Regions from separate parts of the Mus musculus genome. Here region 2 is linked to region 1. The links are chromatin loops, found by intact Hi-C in ENCODE. Cell type or tissue: left cerebral cortex. All regions are shown on one strand. Each heading gives the region's core, and the rest is flanking DNA. Links, peaks and the distances in the headings are about the cores only.

Region 1 (5,390 bases), core at 93-5,092:
CATCAGCATCTGTAACCTAGGTGGATGCTTATGTCAGGTAGGATGGCCAGCACTTTTTGTTCTAACTCAGGAGCAACCTTGAATTTACCCAGCCATTCTTTTCAGAAAGAAACTGGTGCAAGAGAACCCTCATCATTTAATTCACGAAGAGTAATTATTGCTGGATCTTACAGTGAAACCCTTTCACAATAGCAGTGCATGTTTAGGACGTTAGTGAAGACTCATTCCTTGATAAGCTATAGCATCCTTAATGCAGATACAGAGTATGGGGTCGCAGATATAAAAGTAGGTCACAGGCGGTGCAAAGCTTTTCTGTGCCCCTCTGGGGGCTGGAAGGAAGATATTACCTTCTCAGCGGGCACTTGCGGTTGATTAACGTGTTGGTCCAATGTCAGTATCATAGTTTATGCGAGACAAGGGCAGCCAGGACCAATTACGACTGGGAAGAAAAGGCCCTTTCAAATGTTACACAAACTGGACGCGGAGGCAGCTCCTTTCTCTACTGCAGTGTGTTGTTTCCACTGGAGTAAGCTTAGAGCTTGCTTAGCGTACAGAAAGCACTGGGTTCCATTCCCTGCGCTATGTAATCCCCGCACTGTTGGCATATGCCTGCAATCCCAGAACCCAGGAGGAAGAGCAGAAGCTCAAGGTTATTGTGCAGTCTACTGAGTTCTATGCCCTCCTGGTATCCATGCTAACCTGTCCAAAACAAAACAAAACACCAGAAAAGACTTGAATCGAAATCCTGGGGTTTGCTTCGGTGTTGCAAATTTTGTGGGGCACAGACTGTTCAGTGACTTCTAAGTGACAGCACGAACAGTCAAATCTCTCTCTCCCTGTTGGATCCTTCTTTAACAGCGCTGAGCAGAAAAGCCCACCCAAGCCTCTACCCATTCTCCAGTTGGGCCAAAGTACTTAATGGCACTTTTACACATTATAGAAACTCTGATTTTTCCAAAATGAGAACCTGTAAAATTATTTCAGAAACAGGATATAAGTATTACCTTTTTTGCACACATGTAATAGAGCTTACCATGACTATATAGTTAGCCATAGTCTTAAATGACTCTGAGACAAGGGATTCTTCTTGATAGAACATATTCATTCATTCAAGTGGCTTTTCTAAGATGGATAAATTGCACACATGGATTTCTCCATTTGCTGAGTTCTCTGAAGATGTGCCACTAGGATAAAGTTCCCTGAGTAGTCTATAGTTAAGATTCTGAAGGTCCCCTGAAGATTCGGGTTCTAGAGTCTTGATTACCTGCTAGTGAGGCAGGTGGGGAGTGGTGTTAGGTGCTGGGCCATCAGAAGTGTACCCTTGAAAGGGAATAGAGGGCAACCCCTCCTTTTACTGGTTGCTCCTGATGAGCACCATCCTGAAACCCTGCCCTCCCAGCTGCAGAGGACTAACTAGCCACAAACTCAGAGGCAATGCCACGGAAATCCCTAGGACTCCTCCTCAAAGGGACCTTTTCTTCTTGCAACTTGTCTATTCTGACTTTTTTTCATCATGGTGGATGCAAATATAACATAATAATTAAAATCACCAAATTTTTAAACAGTCAATTTGAAATTATAACTAGCTTAATAGGCTTTTCACTTATTGTGTGTTAATTCTAGATTTACAAATGCCAAGGCATCTGCTATTCTCTTAACTAAACAGCATAATGCAAGCAGGAAGATTTAAACAATTAGTGAGTGGAAAGCTGAGCACAAAGTGGCTAGGACTATTTTGGAAAAAACAAAACCATGTACTAATGAAATAACTTCTGTATTTATCATAGTAATGAATATTTTTTTTTCGTGTGGAATCTGGATGTATTTTTCAAATTGAGCATCAGACTTTTTATGCAGAAGACAATAAGGAAGTTGGGTGACATATTCGCAAGGTACAAATGAGGTAACCGGAATCTTACATAAAACAGGAATGCAAACACAAAAGGTCTAACGGGAACTACCTGGGATAGAATTTATTGTTAACAACTGGGATAAACAAGAGCTCTACCTAAGATTCACTAATCTTAGAAGCCAGGGTCAAGGGCTACTTGCCATAGTTCCTATTTTAGTCTATTGTATAGTCCACCTTCCCCTTAGGCCATTGTAAATACATGTGTATGGGTATAACTTCGCTATAGTTCTAAGTATCTATTCTGGTTCCTCCTTTGGTCTGAAACTTCCTTCTTCCTAGTGATGGTAAATTCCTGTATAAGGGAGTGACCCTGATTTTATAGTGTAGTCATAGTAATGAATATTAATTCTCCATGAACTAAATATTAACTGTCAAGCTTTTCTTTTGACAGACTACATTCGCTATTTCAGTGTTTTGGGCCATCCTTTCATGACAACACATTTAAACATAAAAATGAAAATTATGATCAATAAGATCAATTACTTAAAACTAATGAAACTGAGTATGGGCACACACCTAGAAGCCCAGTACCTGGGCAGCTGGAGGAGAGCTGTGATTTTGAAGTCAGCCTAGGTTACAACACTATCTCTAAATCAAGCCATCACCAACCAAACCCTTGTGTGTGATCATATTACCTAAGTTCCTTCTCCCTTCCTATGATGAAGTGGTGTCACACTCTCCCCAGCAATGTTTACATGATACTCAACACAGTTATAAGACAGTTATAAAATATTCAACATAGATGGAGCTGAAAGAATGATAACCAAGAACTCAAGGCTTACAGAAACATTCAATTCCAGAAATCTATGTAATGTTCTTTCAACAAATTGGGGTAACTTTGGATGCAGTGTTTGTCCTGGTTAATAATGATCTATTGGCCACATTCCTATTTGTTCATTAGCAATTCTCCTTTTATTGAATGAAATTTAACATCGTAGCTTTAAGTCTGGAAAACAGTAGAGGGCACCCCAGTTCCACATAACCCCCGTGTTGGCTCATTCTGCATTTTATTTCTAATGTGAAAACCTAAAATAGTTGCTCTCAGAGTAGCTGTGTAATGGATGGAGGTACATTTTACTGAAAGAAGTACTGACCCTGTATCCCAATAATACAATAATACGTGTACAACAGAGGCTGAGTGGTAGCTGTGTTTATGTAGGTGGATGCAGAATCATTACCTAAAACATGACAGGTGCATCATATTAGTGAGCCTATGTGGAATCTTTCTTTCAATGCCTGGCTCATTTTACTTAGCGTCTCTGTCATGTCATCCATGTTGTTACAAACATCAGGACATCCTTCATTGTTAATGCTAGAGAATATTTCAAATAATTTATACATTTTTCTTTATGCTTTCAATGATCAGCAGACACTTATGTTAACTCCCATATTGTGACTATTATGAAAAATGTTCAAATGGACATGGAGGCATAGATACCTTTTCAAAATGAGCATTATGGAAATTTTTTAGATATATACCCCAAATGGGAGCAGGCATGGAAATATAGCTCAAAGGAAAAGAAACTGATCAGCTTGCATGGGATATAGATGTTGTATTAGTATGTCACCATACATATGTGGTTATGTGTGTATGGATATGTCTGTGTGCATATGTGTATATGTGAGTAGGAATATATATATATATATATATATATATATATATATATATATATATATATATATATATATATAGAGAGAGAGAGAGAGAGAGAGAGAGCACTGTAACACTAACTAGCAACATCGTGTTGGATATTTAAAATTTGTTGAAGGGGTGAACTTTAAGAGTTCCTAACCCCACACAAGGACAGAGGATGAGACTGCAGGAGACAGTGCATACATTTATTACTACACTGTGTGGACATATTCCAAATTATAAAGTAGATCGACTTAAGGGCATAGCATGTCAATCATCAGTGATTGCCCATGAAGCAGAGCCTGGTTGAGGCATGCAGTACACTGCAAGCTAAGAGTCCACATGTGTGGAATGAGAAACCCAAGTATGAAACTATACATTTTCTTTGTGTTATTATAAAGACTCCAGTGCAAGGTAATGTCACAGATGACCTGAGCTGGGTGTACAGGGCTTGGGCAGGAGATGAGCACGGATGAAGGAAATGATTTATTCCTAAAAGTTTTAGATGCTTCTAAAGAGCTCTGATGTCACAAGTACCAGACTAAGCAAGAATCACATTGGCAACTATCATTGAGCAAACATGAGGAGAGAAATGTAGTCCAACAGCAAACAGGTGAGCAAGGCAGCACAGGGCAGCCCTGCATGCACTTCTGCAGCAGCTACCTCACTGACAGAGAGAGACGATCACAGGTCTGCACAGCCAACACATGAGCACTCTGAGCACATGGAAGATGATTTGATTGTTAAGGAAACAGAAAGGGCAAGACTGACATAGGAGATGCAGTCACATTTGTAGGGAAGCAATAGTGGATTGAACCTGACAATGCATATGGGCAGCAGGGGCAAAAGAAGACAGACAGCAAGGCAGGGGTGGGGAGAAAGCACACGGTGCCTGTCTTCAATCTGGTATTTATTTTCTTTGATTTTTGCGTTATTTAAATCTGAGTGGTGAAACTAGTCATTTGAAAACTACATATAAATGAGCCATTCTGTAATTAGCTGGGATTGGTTTAAAATAGAGATAGTATTTTAAAGCTAGATTTTTATATCAATGAATAGATGGATGCATATGTTGAGATTTCTAGGTTCCATTTACAAAATGGAAAAAAAATCGCACAGATTTGATTACATTGTCACATTCCACATTCTTGCCCAGATCTGCTCACTTACCCTGGAGTGGGCAACTCCAAGCAACATAGCCTGGGCTCTCTATTGTAACTCTGGAATTAGAGTTGATTAGGGCTGTTGAAATGTCTATTTTTTCCTCATCTTGTATTCATTTTTTGGTTCAGTGAAATCTGTCTTGGCTTATTATTATTATTTTTATATATAAAACGGTGTTTGCAAGGTTTAACAGATAACCTTCGGGTCTTTCTGTTTACCCCAAGTAACATTCTCCCTTTTTATTTCTGAGATGATACAACTGACAAAGGCTTTCTTATACTTAAGTGTGTATGGCAGTATGTGAACAGAGAAGTCATGTAGAATAAGAATCTTTCACATCAACCCACTGTTCTTTCCTGTCCTACTTGGTAGTGTTAATTCTATAGTCTGCCAATTAATTTTTAGACTAACAATTAATGTTTAATAGATTTTCAAAAGAGAAAGTTTCTATTGAGAATCATTTTAATGATTATTCTCAGATAAACTTTATTTTTATCATTTCTATATAACAGATCTTTTACAATAAATTCTGTGAGCATGCGTTACTTGAAAGAGTATTTCTTTTAGAATCACTTTTGAAAGATCATCTTCCCTATGAAGAATTTCAGCCTGACAGGTGTTTCTGTGTGTTTGCTAAGGCTCAGTGTCACTGCATTTGGATGCACCCCATTCCTAATAAGT
Region 2 (5,316 bases), core at 1-5,000, 310 kb after region 1:
GTGGCTTTGGCTATCTCTTCCTGCTTGAACTATTAACAACTAATAATTAACCACTAACAACTCAGTTTGACGTCTCTGGAAGTCTTCCTGGTTCTGAAGACAAACAAACATCTTTTAATTGAAAGGAGTTTATTGTTGATCAATCCAGGGAAAAAGAGAATACAAATAAAAACGTAGAGAGAAAATACAAAGTCCTATTCAATCCTAATTTCTCAGTCCCTGTAAGGTTAAGATATAACTCTCAGCTATCAAGTCTAGGTGGGGTCTCTCCTCTCTCTCCTTTCCTATAACTTCCAAGATAAATGTCAAGCTTAGTGACTCAAACCTGCAATTCAAGCACATAGGAGGCTGAAGAAAAAGTACTACCATGAGTTTGAATCCATTTTATGCTCCAGACTGAGTTGTTAGTTAGCCAGGGCTAGACTGGGACTCTGCTTCAGAAAACAGAAAACAAAACAAACACAAAACAGAATCAACAAAGTACAGAACTTCTGCTGCTACAGTTGTAGTAAGCACCCAGAGAACAAAAGCAGAAAAGGTCATCTGTCTGTCCTTTAGGGTCTCTTTTCTGACTGCTATTGGCCAGGGAGACCTATATGATGGACTCCCTTGTCCCGTCTCACATTCAGCTTTTCTTCTTGATCCTTTTGACACGTACTCTATATCATTTTTTTTCTGCTTAGAGATTATGTTTTATGTTTTATTCTAAAAACATAGGGTTGGAGTTTCTTAGCATGACAAACAGAAACCCTTACTTAGCCCAGGCTCTCATCTATCTTCACATTCATGAACAAGTGTCCTGATTATTAACATTATATGGTGAAAACATGACAATAACAGAGAAAAAGCAGCACACACTCCACCCACCAACAGGCATAGAATGTATCAGAAACTAGCTGGATTTCTTGGGTCTTTGATGTGCTTCATACTTTGGCCTAAAAAATATCTTTTTCACCTGTGGTCTTTTATATAGTAGGCAAATGCAAATCTCATGTTTTCCCTCATCCTATAGGGTTTTCCTTTCTTTCTTTTTCTTTTTCTTTTCTTTTTTTTTTTTTTTTAATAGAGTTGCTATGGCAAATTAAAACAAATTTAACAGGGTAAAACAGAGCTCAATTTTGGCAGACATCTTCTAGGTAAAAAGTACCAGAAGAGAAGGGGAAGGATAGGTCTGCCTCTATCATACAGACTAAAACCAAAGTTGTTCTGATAGCACTGCACAATGAGGTGGCTGGGCAAGTATGTCCTTGTGTTATAGAATTTGCTTGACTGTTATCTGGGGTCAGTCATTGTTCCTGTGGGCTGTCTTATTCCTTCGTAATGAACTTACTCCTGCAGATCTTCCTACAAAAAGCAATTTGACCTTTTAGGCAGATATTTGTCTGCTGACTTCTGCTTCTAGCTAGAAATGTTCTCTACTTATAGTTAGAAAAGAATATATGATGATATTGTGCCCATCGAACAATTTAAAATGAACTATCTTGAGGGCTGTACCCTTAATTACATCTACAAAGTCCCCTTGTAACCAGCTCACAAGCTGTGGCACATGAGAATTGACCAATAGTAGCAGATAGTTAAGTTACCTTGAGAGGTATTTTCAAACCGGAGTGTGATCAACTCACTGGCAGGAGCCTGGGTGGCCTCTACTATATGTATCCCTTCCTGAGCCTTGGATACTTTGCAGTTGGTAGCTGTGATTTTGGGCTCTTTAACCTGCTCAGTGTTTCTTCACGTGGTTCCCTATCTCTTCCTGAATAAGGGTCAGGAATACCCCTCCCTGACTTACAGCCTTCACATTATGCTTAACACCTTTAGTGAGAGACAGGAATATCCATCTATAAGCTGGAAAGACTCAAATTAGCATATCAATAAGTCATTGTATAAAACAACTAAAGGTTTATGGAGAAATCCATCAACTAAAAATATAGTGCTCAAAGGAGAAGGCTGGCCAGGGAGAAAGAATGGAAAAGGGGGTACAGCCTTCCAGGAAAAGGATAGACACAGATGGGATTATGGAGAGCTCAGAGAACCAGGCTGTAGCAACTATAGTATGATCCAACTGCAACTTTACCAGGGACACCAGCCCAGGTTCCCCAAGTTGCATGGTCCCGCAGCCATAAGGAGGCTGCTGAAACATTCTGTGACAAACCAATAAACACATGCATCAATGGCATTGCAGTGGAAGGTCTGCATCTATATTTAACAAAGAATAAAACTTTATTATTTTTATGTTGACTTCACTGTGAAAAGAGACTTGCTACTTTAAACATAGCTCTTGGAAAAGAGGACTTCTGCTAGGGCCACATTATGCAGAGACCCACATCTGGATCTACCCCAATAGTCACCATGAACACCATCATGATTGTCCCTGTGCTTCCCCACAGTAATCTAGCAATTTAAATCATCAGAGAAAGGGCTAGCAGGCTAGGATAGGCATACTTATCAGAGGTTGCCCAGGGGTCCAATGCAAACATTCAAAATAGAACAAGCTAACTTCCTAAGGAAATCCCTGTGTCTACTTGAAACCAGAGCTGGCAGCATATGTTACATGTACGCTGCCAGTCTATCAGTTCATGCCTAAGACAAAATTTAACTTATCAGTAGGCAAAGTAAGAAACTAACATGAGGGCATGGGGAAAAAAAGAAGAGGAATCCTAACAATACAGCCAAATGAAAGTTATCTGCATGAGGCCTTCTGTTGCAACAGTCTTTCATGTGCTCTGCTCACCTCCATTTCTGGTTGAGATGTCTGATGATTCAATACTCATGTGACTTGGAAGGGAGACCGAGTGACACGGGTATTGTGCCGTTGCCAAATCTAGATGATACAGGTTGAAGTGCAGACAAGGCAGAGAGTACTATATCATTTCCATTCAATGCACAATTATAAGCAGTCACTCACAGAGAAGTAAAAATCTGGAAGGGATTCACACTTCAGTTTTCTCTTCAGTAGGGATCGTGTAATGTGAAATATCAATTTGGTAAAGCTGCCTTTCCTTTCTCTATAAGAACTTTCAGATAAGGGAAATACACTCTGAAAGCTGCACTTAAATTTCCAAAAAAGTATTTTTCCTATAAAATGAGACAGGGAATTAACATACAGATTCTCATAAGCTACGTTTCATGATTGTGTAACAGCATTCTGTCCAGGTCTTGCATATTAAAATTTGATAGGCATTCCAGCTTCCTAAGAGTATACATTTTCTTCCCATTAGGTGGATGCTCACGGGAATATCCTATTAGCACCGATGGATGTTCACAATGAAATGAATGAGGTTGCAGGCAGCGTTGGTGACACCAGGAATTCAGCAATATCCTTTGACAACTCAGGAATCCAGTATAGGAAACAGAGCATGCCCAAGGAAGGGCATGGGCGGTACATGGGAGACAGAAGCATCCCGCACAAGAAGACCCACCTACGGAGGAGGTCTTCACAGCTCAAAATCAAAATCCCTGATCTAACCGATGTGAATGCCATAGACAGATGGTCCCGCATCGTGTTTCCATTCACCTTTTCTCTCTTCAATTTAGTTTACTGGCTGTACTATGTTAACTGAGTGACTGTACTTGATTTTTCAAAGACTTCATTTAACACTGAGTGAAATATTACCCTGCCTGTCAAGTTTTTATACCAGTACACATACAAACACACACACACATACGCACACACACACACACGGACACACACACAATTGTGTATATATATGTGAACTTTCTCAGCATATATATAAAATACACGTGTATATGAGAATGTATGTGTATATGTTCAAGGACACAGATAAGAGTATCTGTGTACATAAAACAAATACGCATACATACCATACATTTTGCAACTATGGACAATTTAACACAGGATGCATATTAAAGAAACTCATAGCTTTTTCTTTCTTTTTTTAATTGAAAGGGACAAGTATCTAAATATTATGCCTCAAGAATGAGGGCGTGAAACACAGTCATCCCAAAGTGTGTCTTTTATTATCATAAGTTAGATATTTTCGCTTAAAAATCCAAAAGGAATTCTTAGTTAATCTTTGGGAACTCCCACAGCCGTAGTTGTACACCTCATACCCTCTCAGTTTGCAACCGAGGCTTGTTGGCTTCTCTGTGATGGGCTTGTTTCATCAGGTGTGTTTTTCTGTAGTGGGTTAGCATATGAGATGAGTCACTGGCAGTGCACTTACCTGACTCTTACTGGTAGGTAGCTCCTACGCTGGTGTCTGAATAGTCATCTTGAAAAACTCACTGGGAATAAACGGTGTCCCGTTTTAAGTACTCCACCATCCCATATACATGGGAGATTTCTGTTAACATTAAGTGGGTCCAGCTTAACTGTCATGTGGGAACACAGTGGCACATTTTGATAATGACATTCAATCGCTAGAAGTGTGCTCCACATCTCATCCAGATTTCTAGGTCTGCTATTTAACTGGAAGCATAGACGTCTCAGGTTCTTTGTTACTCTAAGGTAAAACCATCTAGAGTGGTTTCCCCCTTGCAGTTATGTTACCATTCTTATAACATTGTATGTTAATATAAATATATTTGCATAATATGCATACCTACATATATTACCAAGATTTTGTTTCTTCTGCTTGCTATCATGGCAGCATGCAACGTCATATTTTTCATTCTGTGATGTAACTATTTTCTGTTATCTAGAAGTTAGGATTGAATCTAAAATGTTTCTACTGTTCACTTTTGGAAACTTAAAAATCTTCACAGCCTTTATTTATGTACTGACATATCTCATAAGCACACCCAGCTCCTCCTAGACTGACTAGAATTCTGCAGGAACACTTCCAGTCTACACACCACACAACAACCCATGACCGTTTCTGAGGCAAGGAGAGCAACCTGACACAAATAGTCTCTTTTGGTTCCTTCTGATCCACAGCCTCATCAGGATTTGGACTTTTTAAAGCTCGTAGAAACAAGACAAGGTGCACCGGTTTCATAGATGCAACCTTAACTTAGTATTTAGATGAGCTCTTTCTAAAGAAAAACAAAGATGATATATTTTTTGTAAACTATTTCTATCACAGGCATCCATAAACCGACTGCAGTTATGTAAACGGGTGTCACAGCGAAGCATTTGGAAGACAGGATAAAAAACGACAAGCAGTAAAGAACTGCTAAATTAATAACCCCCAAATCCCACACACGCGGCACCTTCAAGTCTGGCGCCATCGTTTTTCCACATAGGCAGGCAGCACCACCACCCTCCCCAGGAGGCATGTGGACAGTCACCATGGACTGACACTACTTGATTTTTCGGTGGCCATTGCAATCTCTAATATGTGGGAGTCTGACTGTTCA

Evidence for each region. A loop is a pair of places that touch in the nucleus more often than their neighbours do. Peaks named below come from ENCODE experiments on the same cell type or tissue, not always from the same donor. Only the 100,000 strongest peaks of a DNase experiment are listed, where the experiment ranks them.
Region 2: a loop joins it to region 1, with 3.0 times the contacts of the local background. A loop is called at or near these places in 3 of 42 quality-filtered maps.

Annotation. Positions count from the first base shown.
Region 1 is chr7:57,510,271-57,515,660 of GRCm38, forward strand. It overlaps a transcript of Gabra5 not described here. Among named protein-coding and RNA genes, the nearest start is that of Gabra5, 3.0 kb to the left of the region's middle. In left cerebral cortex, for the core only: a CTCF peak has its summit at 2,874 (motif pointing right); a DNase peak (open chromatin) is centred at 2,901; H3K4me3 peaks cover 18 bases.
Region 2 is chr7:57,821,203-57,826,518 of GRCm38, forward strand. Gabrb3 (gamma-aminobutyric acid (GABA) A receptor, subunit beta 3) reads left to right here. Exons shown (of 9, transcript NM_008071.3): 9 at 3,216-5,316. The coding sequence ends at 3,557. Among named protein-coding and RNA genes, the nearest start is that of Gm23911, 180 kb to the right of the region's middle. In left cerebral cortex, for the core only: no CTCF peak of the experiment used is centred there; a DNase peak (open chromatin) is centred at 2,786.